2 separate regions of the Homo sapiens genome follow, and region 2 is linked to region 1. Evidence: read pairs that join two places in POLR2A ChIA-PET (ENCODE). Cell type or tissue: GM12878. All regions are shown on one strand. Links, peaks and the distances in the headings refer to the core of each region. The heading gives the core; the rest is flanking DNA.

What was found. ChIA-PET counts read pairs that join two places held together with the same protein. Peaks named below come from ENCODE experiments on the same cell type or tissue, not always from the same donor. Only the 100,000 strongest peaks of a DNase experiment are listed, where the experiment ranks them.
Region 2: POLR2A ChIA-PET joins it to region 1 with 6 read pairs; 7 of 35 experiments call an interaction of 5 or more read pairs at or near these places.

What each region holds. Positions count from the first base shown.
Region 1 is chr10:101,321,155-101,325,552 of GRCh38, forward strand. No RefSeq gene overlaps it. Among named protein-coding and RNA genes, the nearest start is that of BTRC, 31 kb to the right of the region's middle. RefSeq lists an enhancer at 1-455. In GM12878, for the core only: no CTCF peak of the experiment used is centred there; no DNase peak of the experiment used is centred there.
Region 2 is chr10:101,395,270-101,399,667 of GRCh38, forward strand. The region is part of intron 1 of BTRC (beta-transducin repeat containing E3 ubiquitin protein ligase); the gene reads left to right. Among named protein-coding and RNA genes, the nearest start is that of BTRC, 43 kb to the left of the region's middle. In GM12878, for the core only: no CTCF peak of the experiment used is centred there; a DNase peak (open chromatin) is centred at 2,069.

The sequences.
Region 1 (4,398 bases), core at 115-4,114:
AGAGACCCTGTGCCAGGCCTTCAGAGGGCCTGCTGAGCTCTGCTGAGGTCCAGGGAGCCTCCTCCCCCACTGGAAAGTAGAGACTGTGATCTTAATCCTTCCCATCACAGAGGCACAGTGCTGGCTGCTCCAGGCCACAGGAGAAGCTTTCCTGACAGATGTGTCGGATTGACCAAAAGACCAAAAGGGGCTTTGCGGAGATTATGCTGTCTGCTCGATACTTGGCCCCTAAGCCTCAAGAAATGGAAGCTCAGAGGGCATCCTTGGTGGCTTCTAGAAAGGGTCAGAGCTTTAAGCAGGGGCCCAGCAATGGTCAGCTTCCCTGGCCAGCCCCAGGCTGCCTCCAAAAGGCCTGGCGGAAGGCATTTGCCAAGGTGTCAGCAGAGGTGAGGGAGGGAGAGGACAAGGTGACAGAAGGCGAGAGTCAGTGAGGCAGAGGCCAAGGAACAGGAGGGGCCTGACCCCCTCAGGACCAGCCACCCCCACAGAAACTGACCCAGGGGAGAGAGACCCTTGTCTGGGCTTGTTTTCGGGCTGCTGGGGCCAGGCATCGGGGTCTATTAAGGATTTGGAAGGTCACTGAAGAGCGGGGTGTGTGTGTGTGTGTGTGTGTGTGTGTGTGTGTGTGTGTGTGATGGGGCTGGGGTGGAGGCAGTGCCACCATCAGATGTGTGTGGGGAATGGAGTGAAGGGAGTCTGCCTGAGTCCACCGCTTTCACACTGGAACCACTGGGTCCACAGCACAGGCTAGGAGGGACTGCTATTCCTGCTTTTTTTTTTTTTTTTTTTTTTTTTTTTTTGAGGAGTTTCATTGTTGTCGCCCAGGCTGGAGTGCAATGGCACGATCTCGGCTCACCGCTACCTCTACCTCCCGGCTTCAAGTGATTCTCCTGCCTCAGCCTCCTGAGTAGCTGGGATTACAGGCATGTGCCACCACGCGAGGCTAATTTTGTATTTTTAGTAGAGACGGGGTTTCTCCACGTTGGTCAGGCTGGTCTTGAGCCCCCGACCCCAGGTGATCTGCCCACCTTAGCCTCCCAAAGTGCTGGGATTACAGGCATGAGCCACCGTGCCCGGCCTCCTGATCTTTTTATTCTCAACTCTCGCTGACTAGGAGATGAGAAAGGAAGCCTGAGCTGTCACAAGGAGAGGACCCAGACATGCAAGAGGCAAAGGAACAGGAACATGACAGCTCTGGAGTCTCTACAGGGAGACTCACAGGAATAGACCATCCCCTGATCACAGGAACACAGGGTCCTTCTTGCCCTTTTCTGGGGCAAAAGAGTGAGTGGCCACAGCCTCTGTCTTGGAGACCCCTATCAGAAAGGGATTGCTTTAGGTGGTGTTTTTTCACTCTGCTACCTTCCTCCCCACCCCACCCCATTTCCCTTCATGACCTTGTGACTCCATTAGGTCTCCTTTCTTCTTGATTCAAGAAAAAGCCAGGCGGGGAGGGCTGGGGACCAGGGAGGGAGTCAAGGGGGGCAGAGAGGCTGAGCCAATTGCGGCGTCTGCAAGGTGCAAAGCAATCAGCGGAGCCGCTGGTGAGCGGGGTCACTCAGTAGTGTGCACATCAGGGTGAAATCCTTTCAGCTCTTCGCCAAACCCCTAGTGAAAGACAATCAGGCTCGCTGTCACCGAGCTAATTCTGTCTATATAAAAGCAGTAATGAAATTCACGGCAGGATTACCCTCTCCATCCAATGGGCCAGCGTCGTGGTGACATATCTCTCTTATTGCCCGAATGTAACACACCATCTAATTTACGTCGTGTAGCGAGCAGGAATGAAATGTTCATAAAGAATTGCTGCATCTCGTCACCTTAACTGCGGCCCGGGGCTCTGAGGCATCTGTCAGGGAGAGGAGCAGGAGGAGGGAGGGCAGGCGGGGCTCAGGGAGTAGCAGCCGGGGGCAGGGGTTTCTGTGGGGTTGTTGTTTCTTAATAGGGTGAAGTGGAGGCAGAGGGAGGTAGGGGCTGGGCGGGGGTCAGGAGGAGAGAGGGTAAGGGAGGGGCACAGAGGGCTTTGGGGAGGTGAGGATGAATAACGGTAGGTTGAAGTAGTCTGGAGGGAATGTTTGGAAGTCTGTGGGTTTGGGTGAGTTTGGGAGGATGAATGTGAGTGCCTAAGTGGCCAGGGGTTGGTTGGGGAAATGACCCTCTGGGTGCATCCCAGTTACTGCAGGGCCCCTGACAGTCTCTTCCATCCTCTGGAAGTAGAAACCCAGCCACCTCTGAAGACTATCAGAACAAAACTCTCCAGTGAACAAGAAAGAAGCCCATTTATAAAAGTGAACAAGGAGCAGACAGACACAAGGAGCAAGTTTCATAAACCTAGGAGTTCTCCATGGCTACTCCCCCACCCTCAGCAATTGCATGACCCAACCGGCCATCTGCAAGCCCTTTCAACGCCACTTGAAAATGTTCTTCTCTTCCATTCTTTCCTCTCCACCCATCAGCACCCTGCCCCCATCCCAGTCCAAAGTCATTGCCATCTGTTGCCTAGATACCTAAGTACCCTCCTGACTGATCTCTCCATGAGCCCTCTTGCCCCCTCTGGCCCCTCTTTCTCCCTCTACTCAGCCAGGTAGTGATCATGTCATCACTACCATCTCTCAGCTTAAAACCCTGCAATGGTGCCCCCTTGCTCTTAGGGGATACCATTGCAGGCTGTCCCCTAAGACCCTACCTCTTCAGCTTCTTTGTCCCATGCTCCCAGTCACAACAGTGCTCCAGCCATATTGGCCTTTTCCCATAGTCTGAATAAGGTGCTGTGTTCTAAGAAGCCATGGGGGCTGTGCACACGCCTTTCCTTCTTGGAAGACTCCCCTTGGCAGTGGCAGCATCACCAGACCCTGTCCAGCATGGTCTTAACTCCTACTCCCACTTCAGATGCCAGCTGAAGCCTTGCACCTCAGGGGAAGCCTTCTATGACTACTCACTCATGTAGCTCTCTCCTCTTTTATACACTTTCTTGGCATCATTTACTTCTTTTTGTGACTGTTTCATTATAGCCTGGATTCTCCCACTGGACTCTGCACTCCATGAGGGCAGGGACCATGCCTGTTTTACTCACCATTATATCCCCAGCCCCTGGCACAGTACCTGGGGACATTGTAGGTGCTAAATAAATACTTGTTGATGGGCCGGGCGTGGTGGCTCTCACCTGTAATCCCAGCACTATGGGAGGCCGAGGCAGGCGGATCACGAGGTCAGGAGATCGAGACCATCCTGACTAACACGGTAAAACCCCGTCTCTATTAAAAAATACAAAAAAATTAGCCGGGCAAGGTGGCAGGCGCCTGTAGTCCCAGCTACTCGGGAGGCTGAGGCAGGAGAATGGTGTGAACCTGGGAGGCAGAGTTTTCAGTGAGCCGAGATTGTGCCACTGCAGTCCAGCCTGGGCGACAGAGCAAAGACTCCACCTCTAAATAAATAAATAAATAAATAAATACTTGTTGATGCCATGTGGAAGCAGCTGATGGAAAAAAAAAATGTGTTGAATGAAGAAATTAGGGGCATGCACAACCATTACAAGGCGAGAACCTACCTTCCTTCCTTCCTTCCTCCCTCCCTCCCTCCCTCCCTCCCTCCCTTCCTTCCCTTCTTTCTTCCTTCCTTTCTTTGTTCTTTCTTTCCACAAACATCTACTGAATGCTTTCTGAGTGCCAGGCACTGTCAGAGGCACAGTAGCTGCAGTGCTAAACAAGTGAAGATACAGTCCCTGCCCATGAGGAGCTCATGAGGGGAGGGAGACAGACAGCCATGGGGCTAAACCTGTCCTGTGCTTCCTTACTCCAGAGAAGAGCCACATCCTTGCCCACTGGCACAGTCACCTACAAAATGTGGCTGATTCTCTGGGACCATAGAGAATTCTCCTTGAACTTCCCCAATACATAGCTTAGCTACTTGTGGGGTAAAAATACCAACAGATGGAAGAAACTTTGTTGAAGAGCGATAACTAGATTTCTCCTCCTAGTGAAGCATTTAGTGAGTATCTACTATGTGCTGAGCACCTCATCTCATGTCATTCTCACAACTGTGATATCTAGGTATATTATTTTTGTTTTGGCGATGAGGAAACTGAAACTGAGTTTAAATAGCTTGCCCCCCAAAAGGTCACACAACTGGCATACAGTGGATACTTGTTAAATATCTACTGAGTGAATGAATGAATGAGAAGCTAATAAGCAGAAAGGCCAGGACTCAAACCTAGACTTTCTGGCTCCAAAGCCCTTATCTCTTTCTACTCTTTATTCCAAGCAATTAGTTTTGAACTCTCAGAGTCAGTATTAGAAAAATAATCTGATGTTGGGCTCTGGATCTGTGCTTTCTCTCATCTGGGATCCACAGCCTTCCCACAGCTGCACATGGCACCCCAGACACCAGGCCTGGCCAGAG
Region 2 (4,398 bases), core at 254-4,253, 74 kb after region 1:
ATTTTCGTGTGAGAGTCTAGCCAGGCAGGCTAGGATAGGAAATTATTTTGTCTGACTCTTTGCCCCCCTTTTTTCCCAACACCCTCTGTGCTGCTGTTCTTCCTCCCTTGACTGTAAGTAGTGTAACCCTCCCTTTTGCTCCAGCTGCTTTATTTTCATTATTATTGTCTAGGAGTTCCTCATTTTCCTGAGTGTGGAAAAGATTCTAAAGAAAAGACCTTGATCCAGTAATTAATTTTGCTCTTAACATTTACAGACCCTTCCTCTCCTTAATAAAAATGGCTAAAATACAAATTGTTAAATTGTTATTTCAGAATTTGAAATAACAGTGGATTTTTTTCTTTAAAAAATGAACTTAAAATGATCATGCTATGAAAGATCTTAGATTTATTTTTGGTTCTCAGGTTTGATTAATAAATTATATTTTTCAGTTCATTGCATACTACAAAATTTATTAAATTATCTCAGCTGTGATTAAAATTAAAATGTATCTTGTTACATTAGTATGTGAAAATTAGTTCTATCCTGTAAAAATACTACCATATTATGAATAATCTTTTACATGCCTGTAGGGGACTAATGGGAAATTTAGTAATATTTGCATATTTTTTCCTTAAATAGTAGTAATATTTCCATGTTTTGTTTGTAAGCGACAAATATGTATATATATATTCATAGGTATTTTTTATATGATGGGAGAAGGTTTTGTATTTTTGTTTTTTGCCTCAGCTTTTCCCAGCTCTAGGGAGAGGTTTTTAATATATCTTTGTAGTTGATCAAAGTTATAAGGGATCTGAACTTATTGATTTAAGCTATTAAAGATAACCTTTGCATACACAAAGTTCTGTTATAGCGAATACTGGTACAACAAAGAGTCATAACAATAGAGTTCTTTAAAAAAACACACTGTCTTTGCTCTCATTTCCCAACATGATGGACCTAGTAATGGATATGGTGATCTAGTAGCCAGAATATTTTAAAATTTTTATACTGCCAATTAGAATAATGCTTTTCTTTAATTTTTGTCAATGAATGTGAGTTTTTATAAATGCTCATTTTATACTGTAAAAGTAGTTGAACTTTATGAATTTCTGCAAGATTCTGCCACTATGCGAAAACTTGAATGGGAGGTGAAGATTTTTTTTTTTTTTTTTTTGGTAGAGACATGGTCTCACTGTGTTGCCCAGGCTGGTCTCGAGCGAGGTAAAGATTTTAAATGGAGTTCAGCTAGTATTAAGCCCACTACTCACTTGTTCTGTGGTACTCTTAACAAATAATGTTGGATTACGACAGCAAAATATGTGGTATAGAACTATTTTCATTTTTGATCTACTTAGGACAGGTATTAATGGACACTTTCTCATAGCTCATAATCATGTTGGTATTGCTGTCTCTTGTTTGTGAAAGTCTGTGGAAACATCAGTCACTACTAACGGTAGACAGTCTTTAGATTTCAGCAGATATTCGTCAGGGTTTGTTGATGTTTGTTTTTACATGATGAAAGTCCCTATCAAAGTAATTCTATCTCCAAAAGATTTTTTTTTTTTTTTTGAGACAGAGTCTCACTCTGTCACCCAGGCTAGAGTGCAGTGGCATGATCTTGGCTCACCGGAACCTCCGCCTCCCGGATTCAAGCAATTCTCCTGCCTCAGCCTCCAAAGTAACTGGGATTACAGGCATCTGCCACCTCGCCTGGCTAATTTTTGGTATTTTTAGTAGAGACGAGGTTTCACCATGTTGGCCAGGTTGGTCTCAAAGTCCTGACCACAGGTGATCCACTCGCCTCGGCCTCCCAAAGTGCTGAGATTACAGGCATGAGCCACTGCGCCCAGCCTGTCCAAAAGATTTTAAAGTTGGGTGTTATGTTATTGAAATAAAATTCTTATATAAATTCTCTTATTTACTTTGTTAGTGGGGAAATCCAGTATCCTTAAGAATACAATCCTAAAATAAAGTTGTTACATATTGCAGAAAGGCAGAGTGATTGTGTTGTTATGGCAACTCAAATGGGGAAAATGAAAACAGCCCAGATAAGCTGCATCCTGTTGTCATGGCAACCACAGTTGTGGAAATGATTAAAGCTAGCCTAGAAAGGATGTATTGCAGCTTTAGTCCACTGAAAGTAAATAGTGTAAGAAAAGACAGGGAGAATTGGTTTTTGACAAAAGTTAAATCCCTCTGGTGCCACAAGTTGCTAGTACCACCATGTGTAGACAGATCTCTGTCCTTTCTAATTGTGTTTCAACTCAATTTTATTGCCTCAGATCATAATTGTGCTATGGAGGAAAGAAATGTAATAACTATGAAAAGCTTGTGAATAATGATTTTTTTGGTAGCAAATTTAGAAAGCAAAGTTAGGAAATTTATTTATTGAAAATGACTTTTAAAAAATAGGGTGTTTTCCTTTCCTCTTTCCCCCATTTCTCACCCAGTGCTTAATTTTCATTTTTTTCATACCCTGTTACTGTATCATTTTAGTCTTAAGTGTTGAATTGTAATGTAAATATCTAATACCATGGCAATTGGTAAGGCATCACATGCAGCATTATGATTGCCTATGAACAGATGGATTTGATGATAAATGATAAACATCCTGTAAGTGTGAATAAATTTATTTTAGCTCTATCTTTCAAACTTTCTCTGTAATCAAAGCTTCTTAAGTGTTTTTAAAAATGCCATTATTTCCTTCCCAAATTCCACTTGCTCATCACAGCAAGATATTTCATCCTAGTGGAGTGGAGACATGTTAGGAATAAACCTGATGAAAACCGTGGTCTTTGTTCAGCAGCTGGCTGCTTGCACAGGTTTTTGTGGTAATGGCATTGGCATCTCTGTATTAGAGTATTGATCTGCTGCTTGGTAGGTACTGTGTAAAATAAGTCTTCTAGTAAAGATGTATTAAGTGGTTTAAGAGCAGTTTATATTACAAATAAGGTGGAAGAAGGTGGAGTTCTGTAAGACCGGACACATGCTATAAATATCCATAAAATTAAGTATTTTATCTAAAAATGTGTGTTGAAAATTTCTTTTTTTCTTTTTTTCTTTTTTTGTTTTTTTGAGACGGACTCTTGCTCTGTCGCTGGAGTACAGTGGCGCGATCTCAGCTCGCTGCAAGCTCTGCCTTCCGGGTTCACACCATTCTCCTGCCTCAGCCTCCCGAGTAGCTGGGACTACAGGTGCCCGACACTGTGCCCAGATAATGTTTTGTATTTTTTAGTAGAGACTGGGTTTCATCGTGTTAGCCAGGATGTTCTCAATCTCCTGACCTCGTGATCTGCCTGCCTTGACCTCCCAAAGTGCTGGGATTATAGGCATGAGCAACTGCGCCCAGCTGAAATTTTCTTATTTTAATTCATATTTAATTGCACATAGTTGAACATTATCTGAGTGTGAGTTGCGTACACTAATACCATCATCCTTTGCCCTTTAGTGGAGGATTTTATATTTGATGTTCCTGTGTTGTGGTTGAAAACTGTGTTGTAAACTCGTCAGTTATAAGAAATAATATTGACCATAGGAACAGTGTTTTAAAGTAATCCGTTGAATATTTTCATGAAAATCCAGGTTGATTTTGCCTGAGCATAAGTTGGTCTTCATCAATAACCTCTTCACTGTATACATTGCCTGGTTTTGCCTGGCTAACCGAAATCTGGCCTTTCATGTAGGTATAGAGAAGAAACCTTTTTTGTTTTTTTTCTTTTGAGATAGAGTCTCACTCTGTTGCCCAGACTGGAATGCAGTGGTGCCATCTTGGCTCACTGCAACGTCCGCCTCCTGGGCTCAAGCGATTCTCCTGCATCAGCCTCCTGAGTAACTGGGACTACAGGCATGCGCCACCATCCCCGGCTAATTTTTTTGTATTTTTAGTAGAGATGGGGTTTCACCATGTTGGCCAAGCTGGTCTTGAATTCCTGACCTCAAATGATCCACCCACCTCGGCCTCCCAAAGTGCTGGGATTACAGGCGTGAGCCATCATGCCTATCCAGAAACCTATTTTTAAAAAGAAGAAAAAGATGGAGGAGGAGAAGGGAGAACTATAACTAGAATCACCTTTTTTTTTTTTTTTTTTTTTTTAGAATTTTTAAAAAGCTCATTCCCTTTTGCTGTTATTTAATGGTAGCAGGTCATGTATGACTCATGACTTAGGTCATACAACTTAGGATATTAAATGGTTCAGATACCCAGCAAACAGTTCAAAGATTGCATTAACAAGCTAGCTAACATTTTGTAAAGGAGTTCAAAATGAAAGACTGTCAGTACCTATATTCCGTGTGCCTAGCTGTTGTTGCCCCACTGGAATGTCACAATGCAAGGATGTGAATCTCCCTTTCTCCTAACAGAAGTTTTTAAAGCTAACAGATTTTAATAGATTTGCAAACAGAAGTTTGCAAGCAGAA